Linked DNA regions of Homo sapiens: regions 1, 3 and 4 are each linked to region 2. Evidence: chromatin contacts called from ENCODE Hi-C or POLR2A ChIA-PET data. All regions are on one chromosome and are shown on one strand. Each heading gives the region's core, a stretch centred on a gene start or an enhancer-like site at or near the end of the contact. The rest is flanking DNA. Distances are from core to core; before and after follow the strand shown. Region 1 holds the start of CD44-DT (CD44 divergent transcript). Region 2 overlaps PRR5L (proline rich 5 like). Region 3 overlaps EHF (ETS homologous factor). Region 4 overlaps CD44 (CD44 molecule (IN blood group)).

What was found. A loop is a pair of places that touch in the nucleus more often than their neighbours do. ChIA-PET counts read pairs that join two places held with the same protein, here RNA polymerase II (POLR2A). Pooled maps may share reads with other maps.
Region 1: a map with no recorded cell type shows a loop between it and region 2 (5-fold over the local background). The contact joins the promoter of CD44-DT here to the enhancer-like site in region 2. A Hi-C loop is called at or near these places in 2 of 37 single-sample maps with no recorded cell type and 5 of 50 pooled maps.
Region 3: a loop to region 2 is called in a pooled map, with 26 times the contacts of the local background. The contact joins two enhancer-like sites. A Hi-C loop is called at or near these places in 3 of 37 single-sample maps with no recorded cell type and 8 of 50 pooled maps.
Region 4: a loop to region 2 is called in a pooled map, with 2.8 times the contacts of the local background. The contact joins two enhancer-like sites. A Hi-C loop is called at or near these places in 1 of 37 single-sample maps with no recorded cell type and 3 of 50 pooled maps. POLR2A ChIA-PET finds 5 or more read pairs at or near these places in 1 of 52 experiments (activated CD8-positive, alpha-beta memory T cell).

The regions. Positions count from the first base shown.
Region 1 is chr11:35,136,731-35,139,430 of GRCh38, reverse strand. It overlaps CD44-DT (CD44 divergent transcript), which reads left to right and starts at 1,399. Exons shown (of 3, transcript NR_120528.1): 1 at 1,399-1,733. CD44 (CD44 molecule (IN blood group)) reads right to left here and starts at 260. Exons shown (of 18, transcript NM_000610.4): 1 at 61-260. The coding sequence starts at 127. RefSeq lists a silencer at 551-620 and an enhancer at 531-1,095.
Region 2 is chr11:36,354,984-36,357,683 of GRCh38, reverse strand. The region is part of intron 1 of PRR5L (proline rich 5 like); the gene reads right to left. Among named protein-coding and RNA genes, the nearest start is that of PRR5L, 60 kb to the right of the region's middle. Within about 2 kb of position 1,308, at least 3 of the 41 ENCODE cell types and tissues checked have a DNase peak (open chromatin) inside an H3K27ac peak, as active enhancers do.
Region 3 is chr11:34,649,372-34,652,071 of GRCh38, reverse strand. EHF (ETS homologous factor) reads right to left here. Exons shown (of 9, transcript NM_012153.6): 5 at 462-530; 6 at 267-335. Among named protein-coding and RNA genes, the nearest start is that of EHF, 30 kb to the right of the region's middle. RefSeq lists an enhancer at 1,179-1,428. Within about 2 kb of position 1,436, at least 10 of the 41 ENCODE cell types and tissues checked have a DNase peak (open chromatin) inside an H3K27ac peak, as active enhancers do.
Region 4 is chr11:35,165,385-35,168,084 of GRCh38, reverse strand. The region is part of intron 1 of CD44 (CD44 molecule (IN blood group)); the gene reads right to left. Among named protein-coding and RNA genes, the nearest start is that of SNORD164, 3.8 kb to the right of the region's middle. RefSeq lists an enhancer at 1,997-2,056 and a silencer at 2,477-2,526. Within about 2 kb of position 1,389, at least 31 of the 41 ENCODE cell types and tissues checked have a DNase peak (open chromatin) inside an H3K27ac peak, as active enhancers do.

The sequences.
Region 1 (2,700 bases), core at 150-2,649, 1.2 Mb after region 2:
CCGGGTCCGCGCTGAGCACCCCGCACCCATCTTGCTGCCCAGGCTGCGGCGGGCACTCACCGATCTGCGCCAGGCTCAGCGGCACGAGGCAGAGTCCCCAGGCTGCGTGCCACCAAAACTTGTCCATGGTGTCCGGAGCGAACGGAGGGCGCGGGCGAAAGGAGCTGGAGGATCCCTGGGCGCGGGGCAGGGGCCGGCGGAGGACGGGACGAGGATGGCGGACCGAACCTGGCAGAGGCTGGGGTCCGCTGGGCAATGAGGCTGCCTCGGAAGTTGGCTGCAGTTTTTATTCGAGGTTGAAAACAGTGACCTAAGACGGAGGGAGGGAGCGAGCGAAGGACACACCCAAGCAAGGGGGGCTGTGACTAAGCAGCCCGCAGAGGTTTTAAGAAGTAGCAGCCCTCCCGGGCGGGCCCCTCTGCCCCCGCCCCGTGCTCTGCTGAGGCTGTAAATAATCGGGGCTGCCAGGGACGTGGGTCGGGGAACCTGGAGTGTCGCGGGGTGCCTGTGCCTCCGAGCCCCACTGGCCCCTGCGCCCAGAGACGCACTGGCTTTCTTCTCCCGCTGGCCCCGCGGCGTCAGGACAGAGGATGACCGAACCGTAAAACCTTGCACCATTGGGTTCAGCCTTTGGCCTCTCCTTTCCCGCTAAATTTCTCTGAATCCGGCTGGAGCAAGATCTCTGGGTTTCACAGGATGTTGGATATCCTGGGAGAGGAGCTGGAGAGAGGGCGAGGTCTTGCCCTGGGTGGCGCAGTGCCTCCGTGCCCACAGTGGGGAGTGAGGGGTGGGGAGTTGGTGAATCTTCCAAGTGGAAAGAGGGAGAGCTCATTCTTTTTCCCCTCAATAACAAGTCCACATGGCTTGAATGAATTTTAGCTTCTTGGCAGAACAGCTCAGGGAAAGCTACTGATGGCCTGTCATAGGGCTGGCATTTGGCTCAGCTAACCCATGTGTTCAAGCCAGTGTGAATGGGCACCTCTCTCCACACACATGCTCATTCATCCTCCTAAATATCCTTCCATCCGCCCATCCATCTATCCACCCATCTTTCCTTATGTCCTTCTGGGGCTCTCACATCCATCCATCCTCCTGTCCATCCACTAACCACTTAGGTCCATCTATCATCCCACTCATTCATTCATCCAACCACACACCTTTTAATTTATTCAACCACCTATTCTTCTATTCATCTTCCCATACAACTTCTCATCCATCATTCCACACTTCCTTTTTCACATCTCTTCATAAAACCACAACCATCCACCATCCTCTTCTCCACCCATCCACCCACATATCTGTTTATTGATATATCCACTCATTTCCCATCTGTCCAAGATCAACATATCCACCTATCATTTTATCCATTCTCTCATCCACCCATACGTTCATCTATTATTTTTGCCCCCATTATCCTCCTTTCTGTGTAAACATTAATTCATTTTCTCCCATCTTTCCTACCCAGCAGATCTTAAAGAGAGGAAGAGTTTGTAATATTCTTCAGGGGAAGCCTTTTGAGATTGAAATATCATACTTTGAATGATAACTCTATATCTATCTATAATATACTATGGTTTAATGTTTGGAAATCAAACGCAGTATTTATTTGTCATGTGAACTACTAAAAGTAAATCTGCATGGACTTCTTGCCTGGTGAGTTACACAGAAAATGAAAGTGATTATCAGTGGCTGTGGCAAGATGAAAGGAACCATGCCAGGACTTCTGAGGGAAGGTAAGATTTTGTTATTTATTTCAAGAAATTGAAAAGTTGAGAGAAATGCACCCAGCCATCCCCCTATGCATTCATTCATCAGACATGTAATGAGTGTTGTGGGGTATCGAGGTAAATAAGACCTGGCGCTATCTTCAGAGCCCTCACCCTCTGGTACGGAATAAAACTCACAAGCAGGCCATTACCATGCAAGGTGAAATATGCTGCAAAATGTGTGTGTTTGGGGTGCTACCATTCCTAGAGAAGGGAGTCACACTCTCTCCTGGAGAACACCAGGCAGTCTTCACAGGGGAAGTGATATTTGAGGCAGGCCTCAAAGGAAAAGGAGGAGGAATTCTTCAGATGAAACTACAGGGACAAGTAAGTCATCCACAGGCAGTACAGTGTAGTGACGAACAGCATGGATTCAGGAGCTAGAACACCTAGATCCAAACCCTATTATGGCTGCTTCTTAGTTGTGTGACCTTGCCTAAGGCAATTAGCTCAATTTGCTCAAGTATAAAATGGGCTTAATAATAGTATCTATTATTACTATTACAATTCTATTACTTCATAGAATTGGTGAGGATTAAATGACTCAAAAGCCCTGCATGTATTAAGCCGTAGATTTATGTCTACATATGCATGCAGTAAGCACTTTAAATAAGTGTTTGCTATCATTACTAAAAGCAAAATTGTGTTTGAGCATAGAAAAGTGAAAGAACATGGCTTGTCCAGAGAATAGAGAGCAATGTGAGCTGATCTGAACATAGATCAGATGAAGGGGCTGGGGGAAGATAGCAGACATGAGGTTACAGGTATGGGGACTACAAGGTGTAAGCTATGCCAGGGAGTTTGAACTTGACCCTGTAGGAAATAAGGAGGCAACGTACTTAGTTAAAATTATTATCATTGTTATGTTAAAATATGCATAACATAAAATTTACCATTTCACCCATTTAAAAGTGTTTATAGCAGTGACGTGTAG
Region 2 (2,700 bases), core at 59-2,558:
TTAAAATGTTCTGTAAAACATGCTGTAAGCAGATGTGCTGTCATCTGGACTTCTTGTTTCCCTAACAGAGCACAGGCAGAGTATATTTAGCATAATTCTTAAGGGCCCTAGGATTTTGAAAAAGGTAAATGAGGACTGACTTCAACTTAAAGTCACTAGCTGCATTGGCTCCTAAGAAGAGAGTCAGCCTGTCCTTTGAAGATTTGGAAACAACCACTGACTTCTTACTAAAATGAAAGTCCTAGATAGCACCTTCTTCCAATGAAAGCTGTTTGCCTACATTGAAAATCTGTTTAGCCACCTTCATCAATGATCTTAGCTAGATCTTCCATATAACTTACTGCAGCTTATCCATCAGCCCATGCTGCTTCACCTTGCACTTTTATGTAATGGAGACAGGTTTCTTTCCTTAAACCTCATGAACCAACCTCCTGTAGCTTCCAACTTTTCTTCTGCAGCTTCCTCACCTTGCTCAGGCTTCATAGGATTAAAGAGAGCTAGGGCTTTGCTCTGAATTATGCCTTGGCGTAAGGGAATGTTGTGGCTGGTTTGATCATCCATCCAAACCACTAACATTTTCTCCATATCAATAATAAGGCTGTTTTGCTTCTTATTATTATTGAGTTCACTGGAGTAGCACTTTTAATTTCAAGAACTTTTCCTTTGCATTCAGAACTTGGCTGTTTGGCCCAAGAGGTCTAGCTTTTGACCCATCTCAGCTTTCAACATGCCTTCCTCACTAAACTTAATCACTTCTAGATTTTGACTTAAAGTGAGAGACATGATCTTTCCTCCACTTGAACACTTAGAGGTCATTGTGGCATTATTAATTGGCTAATTTCAATAATATTGTGTCTCAGGAAATACCAAGGCCCCAGGAGAGGGAGAGTCAGGGGAACAACCACTTAATGGAGCAATCAGAATGCATATAACAGTTATGGATTAAGTGTGCCATCTTATCGGGTACAGTGTGTGGTGCCCCAAAACAATTACAATGGTAACAGCAAAGATCACTGATGATAGATCACCATAACTGATAAAATAATAATGAAAAAGTTGGCAATATTGTGAGAATTACCAAAATGTGACACAGAGACATAAAGTGAGCACACGCTGTTGGAAAAATGGGGCCAATTGACTTGGCCAGAGGGTTGCCACAACATTCAATCAGTAAAAAGCACAATATCTGTGAAGTGCAATAAACCGAAGCAGAATAAAACAAGGTATGCCTGTAAACCCTGGAGGCTTCCCTTTTCTCACTTCCCTCAACTCCCTTGAGGCCTCACAGTCTGGCTGCCACCCCAGTACTTTACAGAAACCACCCACTCAGAGGCCAATGATCTGCTTGTTGCTAAATCAAATGGCTTTTACTTGGTCACAATTATCCTTGATGTCAATGATCATGCTTCCCTACTAGTGACAGCCATCATAATAATACAGAAGCTTTGATACTTAAAAATAGATCAGGTGTTGGCTGGGCATGGTGGCTCATGCCTGTAATTCCAGCATTTTAGGAGGCCGAGGCAGGCAGATCAATTGAGCTCAGGAGGTCGAGACCAGCCCAGGCAACATGGTGAAACCTAGACTCTACAAAAAATACAAAAATTAGCTGAGCATGGTGGCATGTGCCTGTAGTCCCAGCTACTTGAAGGGCTGAGGCTGGAGGATCATTTGAGCCTGGGAGGTCAAGGCTGCAGTGAGCTGTTTGTGCCACTGCACTTCATCTTGGGCAACAAAGTGAGACCCTGTCTCAAAAAGAAAAAAAAAAGCAAAGATCAGGTGTTAATAGGCTGTTTGTAAATTCAGTAGTTAAAAGCATGGGGCTGGGTGTGGTGGCTCACCCCTGTAATCCCAGCACTCTGGGAGGCCAAGGCAGGCAGATCACCTGAGATCAGGAGTTCGAGACCAGACTGGCCAACATGGTGAAACCCTATTTCTACTAAAAAATTAAAAAAAAATTAAAAAAAATAGCTGGGCATGGTGACACGCACCTATAATCCCAGCTACTTGGGAGGCTGAGGCTGGAGAATCACTTGAACCCAGGAGGCAGAGGTTGCAGTGAGCTGAGATTGCACCACTGTACTCCAGACTGGGTGACAGAGCAAGACTCTGTCTCAAAAAAAAAAAAAAAAAAAGCAAAGCAAAGCAGAGCATGGGCTCTGGGGTCAGACTACCTGGTTCAAATCTTGCTTGTACAATTCACTAACTGGGTCCCTTAAGCAAGTTGTGCCTCCGCTTCTAAATCTATAAAATGGGCACATAACACTAACTAGTTCACAGAGTCTTGGTGAAAGTGCAATATGCTTAGAACTGTCTGCCACATATTGCATTCTCAGTAAATGTGAGTTGTTGTTGATGCTATATTTGTAAATCCAAGGAGAACAAGAAGAGATTAAGTTTGCAATCTTCACTCACATATCCACCAAATAGAAATGTTAGTTTAGGCTCTGAAGTTTATGTTTCTCTTTGCCACCGTAAAACATTGCTGTCTTGGACATCCTTCCTTAAAGTGGATCAATTCGTAAACCTGTTGAGGCAGATGAGACCTCCCTCTGCTGACGGTCTCTAGAAATATCTGAGAGGTATGGGCTCCATGACCCAATCACCTGAGATTCATTTTAATGAGGAACAGATTCTAATGAATGAACTTAGCCTCACGGAATGCCTATGGCTTACAACAATCATCTCCAAGCAGCATTT
Region 3 (2,700 bases), core at 187-2,686, 1.7 Mb after region 2:
AAAGAAAAGCCTAAACAACTTTTATTGTCACAACAGAGTGACTAGTTTCGTAGGAGACCAACATTTTGCCTAGAGGATCCCTACGGGTCATCTTCGATGTACAAATATTGCCTCAAAAGCAAACCTCGTCTAATGGTAACCCCATCCCTTTCCTAGCCCTTTAATTAGAAAGACTCCAGAAAGGCAGAAATGTAGAGTGTTGGTAATTCCCACTGATTCTCCCTAAGCATTAGGCATACCCAGCCTCAGATGTGATGACAGCTTACCAACAGGAAGGTGACTGGTGGTTGTCATGGAGATCTGAGCCCGGCAGAAAGTTTTGCTGTCCAACAAATCTGTGGCCATGAAAAGATAAAGGACATTTAGAGCACCCCCTCCCCCCACCTCACAATAGAACACTGTGGCTCTTAGACAAACTGAATAAGAATGTAAAGGGCCTTAAGTGTCAGGGAGTTAGTTACCTACTGTGCTACCATAGTTGGTGTCATATAAATAGTTCTCGTCTTTCCAGGTGTTCATGATGGAAGGCTCTACAAAAAATAGAGAAGGAGAATAGTCAGCGATCTCTTTTCCCCAGGGAGAAGAGGCTGCGTTTTCTAATTCATTGTTCATCAACAAAGTATGGGGGGTGAGGAGTGGTCCTCAGAGACAAGGGATATGATTCTGCTTCAGCTGCGTTACTTTATAATAATGTTGTCTAATTTTCCTTTCAGCATCCTCGGGGAAATGGCCTCATCCATGTGTTCTGTACCTATTGCATTTTTAGGGAAGTGAGAGAAGTTGCAAGAATGGGAACCTGTCCTAGACCAAGTGGTTCCTGGGAATTTTCCTAACCTGGCTTGGCTTTGTTCTGCATTCTACTGCATAATCACCAGAATATTTTTACCCTAGAGTGTGGTGGGGGGGAAGGCCTTGTTAGGGATTAATTTATTTAAATGTATAATAAATAATTAATGAGGCCTTGGGGGGTTAATGATATTTCTTTCAGGAAGAGTCTTGTCAATCTTATCACAGTTTCTTCCTTGCTGAAATCCAGAGATTTGTCATCCAAGTTGGGTGACAGCCCCCTCCCTCTAGGATTTTTCCAATTAGCTTAAAGGATGACATAAAATTCTCAAAACAAAACCAAGGAGAAGGGGTGGACTGTGTTACTAAATCAAACAAACACCTTTTAAGAGTGAAGCCCCACTGCCCCATCGCAGAAAAGAAGTGCTCTTGTACTCTGTCTCTCTTTCTCTTTCTTCTGTGTGCTGCGGTAAACACCTCTCACTTTGACTGACTCTTCAGATTTCAGATTCAAAGGGAACTCCCCTCCACCTACCCCAAATGGAGCTCAACTCCTACGCAACCCCCAGATCTGGGCTGGTCTCCAACAGAAGCATTTTGTTTCTTGGCTAGCCAAAAGCTGTAAGATCTCTCACCTCGTCCTCACCAGAAACTTCCTGCTTTCTCCTCACCGCAGACCTAGGTTACCCTCAGCTCCCCTCCTTGCTGGGTTCTGAGTTTTAGGGCCGGGGTGTAAGCCACTGACTGAGTTTCATTTTGTTTTTATAGCACAAATGATACAAAACCTGACTTACTGGCTAAGTCCTCGTGTTTACGACATAGGGATTTAGCCGGTATTTTAGCTAATAGCTACATGTTTGGACACCCCAAGCCCAATCTCTTGGGGTTACACCCTCTCTCCTTGTTGGGTCACCTTGTACACCTGTTGTTGTCTCTGAAAACAAACTGAACCAAAGAGGTATGGGGGTGTTGGCCCCTCTATGAGCTTCTTCTCCCCTCCTCCTAGGGTGGACCTTCTTCTCCACCCTTCCACTCAGCTTTTCTGAACTGGCAACACAAGAATGTCTGGATGGTCAAGAAGGAATTATCAAGTTATTTGGGACCTCTCCAGTATTACCCTGGCTCCTTCGGTGGGGCTATCTGACAGGTCAAGCAGGGGAGGGGGTGCCATCCTCCTGACCAAGTCCTGCATCCATCTCTAGGGCAAGGCCAGGCCTGTAAAGCACAGAACATCCAGATGGCCCATCCCCTGGCCTCTGAAGAGAAAGGCAGGGCTAGCAAAGCCTAATTTGCATGCTTAGCAGCTATTGCTTTTTTCTTTAATAATGGTAGGCCAGCCCACTTATGAAAGGGTAAATAACTGCATGGGCCAATTTTGGCCCCAAGTGACTCACAAATCACCTGCAGGTCAAATTCTGTCCTTGGTGACTGGGACACATCCTCAGGGAGGTCTATGGAAAGCTTGGTTGGCCCACGTGGCTCCCAGGCTCCCAGGCATGAACATGGGGAGTGACTTAGGAGCAATAGTTGCTGCACAGTTTTATGATGGCTCATGGACTTTGGAGGACAGTCTCCAGGAGAGAGATTTAGGACAGGGGAAAGGAAACGAAAATGAATGTAGATGCTATGGGACTGTAGACTCTGCTCAGAGCCCAGCATTTTGTCCTTCATATAAAAACACACCTAAGGCAGGAGCTGGGTTGCAGGTACCTTTGTACATCTCTGCAGAAGCTCCCCAGGGCCCCTAAAAATTTGTTAACTACAATACCAAGTTAGTATATTCACCCTTTTTGTGAAACACACACCCATCAAGGGAGGAGGGAGAGAAGAGGAGACATTGCCCCTTCCTCTTCTCTTTCCAAACTTGGCCACTCCCCTGACACTTTTTAAGGTGGGGAGGCCCACCATATATTC
Region 4 (2,700 bases), core at 140-2,639, 1.2 Mb after region 2:
AAGGCTTCAGTGGAACAAACTTCACTAATGGAATTTTCACTCTCTCTCCAGAGAGGAGATTCTGAAGTCTTGACCTTGACTGGCTTTCCCCAGCAGTGGGCTGACTGCTTCTCTCTGATTCTGCCTGTTGGTCTTCCCATCATACTCTTGGGAATTTAGAAAGCCCAAACCTAGTCGTAGCCCCCAGGCCTCCTGCCCTTTACAGCCTGAATGCTCTCTCTACAATTAGGCAGGGCTCTTAGGAGAGGACTCCAGGACTTGGGGTTGGCCCAGGGTTGGGTCACCAAGGACACAGGCTGTCCTTGTGACATTACGAGATGTCTGCAGCCAAACCCAAAAATCTAGACTGACCAAGCTAAGGCTCCAGGTTGATGTAGCTGGAACATAGCTCTCTGGGTGGACTGCACCCAAAGTGATTGAGCTCCTGGGAGTCAACCACACACAAACCACTTGGGCAGCCAGAAGCACTGGTAAGCTCTCCAAATTTTTTATTTTTACAGTGTTTATCATTAAAAAGCCAGGATTCTATTTCTGTCCTCTGATTTGCTGAGCTCATGTCCAAAACAGATTGCACAACTAATAAATCTTACTGAGCTGGTTCTGATCAGAAGTAGGAAGGGAAAAGGACAAGGTTTTGTTGTTTTAAAGCATTATTGTTAATTGGATTATCTATTTTTAAAGCCAGGAGGCACAATGGGAAGCTTCTAACCAATTTCTCTTGTGACACAGGAGAAAATAAAATCAAGGATAGCCGAGTATGGTCCTCCAGCAAGTTAAAAAACAAAACAAAACAAACAAAAAACAAAAACAAAAACACACACACACACACACAAAACTCAGTGGTTCATAATTGCAGATTTCTGACTCCTACACCAGTGCTGTTGCTACTGATCTATCTTTCATAAGAGGTCTGAGCAAGCTGCTCTCAAAAAAGCCACAACTCACTGTCTTAATAGGACACGAAGAAGTCATTTTCTTCTTCATTTGTTCGAAGGCTTCAAAGCCCAGAAGTTTTCATCTGGGAGTCTTTCTAGCTATTGTGCCCTCTGCTGCCCCCCAGGCCTGCCAGTCTAGAAGGCTGGCACATCACTCGCCCCCATCTCCTGATGCCCATGTGATGGGCTCCTGGTGAAAGGGTGTATTGTTTAGCATCCACTTCTGAATGAGGCCAGAATCACACTTGGTGGCCGAATCGCCTTTGGCTGCCCAGTGCAGACCATGAGTCTTGAGTGACTCAGTCTCTCCCGGAATTGCCCTGGAGGCAGATGAGGGTTTAATGAGCAGAGAAAACAGTCATGCACAATCATACCCAGAGAATTTCCTCCAGAATGTGCCCTGGGTTGCTTTCAACTGAGCTATTCATCACTTGGCACTTAGAAATGCAAGGCACCCCAACGTCTTGGCGCCTGGCTGGACCCCCTGATTTCTCTGCCTTTTTTCCGTGGAGCCTGGAGCCTGTCATGGCAGTCAACGCTGAACCAACATGGAGGGGCCTGTCACATTGGAGAAGAATCCCAAGGGTTCTCCTAGCTGTTACCCTGGCCCTTCAGCCAAGGCCACCAAATGATCAACCCAATGCACAGCCTAGAAAGCTCTTGGGTTGTTTTGAGAGTTTGGAGAACAGTACTGTCCCTGTCTCCTAATGGGATGATGGGGACTTGGAGGTGAGGGTATGGAGAACTGTTTAACCCCCCACTCCTGGTCCTGGATCCAACAGAGTCTTTCTGGCAAAAGAAAGTATATGTCCCAGAACTGTTGCTTCACTGCACCAGAATTCTGTAACACCAAGTAGTCTTTGACGAGTGCGTCTTCAGGCAGAGAAACCACAGTACCCACCCCTGTGTGTTGCCATGGTGATCAGGAAATCCTCTGGCCTCACGATCTTTGTTTTCTGCTTTTTCGGATCTTATTGATTTAGCAGATTGACTAGCACAAACCCAGGATGTGGTAAATGAAATGAAAAAAGCATCTTGGGGCCCAAATAGGGTTTTTCCTCTTGCAAGTAGAAAATAAGGTTGGGCCACTTGGTTTTGTCATTGTATTTTTTTTTCTGGGTAGTTACAATGACTGATACATCACCTAATCAATATACAGTTTCTGCTAATGTCTATAGCTGGCATTTTGTGGAACTGCTTAGCTTTAGTTTGAGGGAAGACTTTCGTAACAGTTGAGGTAGGATGAGAAACTGTTACTCATAGGTAATATCTATATTTCAGGGCTGATTCATGGGTTGCTGACATGCTGAGATAAGCCGGGGGCCCCCATCTGGGAGTGGGATGCACTGGTTCTAGCCTAAACTCTGTTAATTATAAGCTAATTATGTGACCTTGAATAACTCCCTGTAGCTCCCCCAGGCACACCTTGCCTTCCTGCCACCCAAGATGAAATAAAAAGTTATGAAATTTTGGAGCTTGGGGGATAAAAGTGAGAAGGTTGATGTGCATACCTGGGACAGTATTAAAATCTCAAAAAGCTTCTCAGAAACCTCATATGAATTAAGACACATTGGGGCTCCACCCTCAGCAGAACCGAATGGATTAAAGTACATCAGGCTTTGCTATTCTTGCCACGTAGCAGTTTCCTTCACCAATTATAAAGCACTTTCACACCCAAAAGCAGCCTGTGAGGCCCAGAGGGTAGGTACTACAGACCCATTTAAAAGGTGAAGAAACTAATGGACATAAGTTTCACAGACTCAAA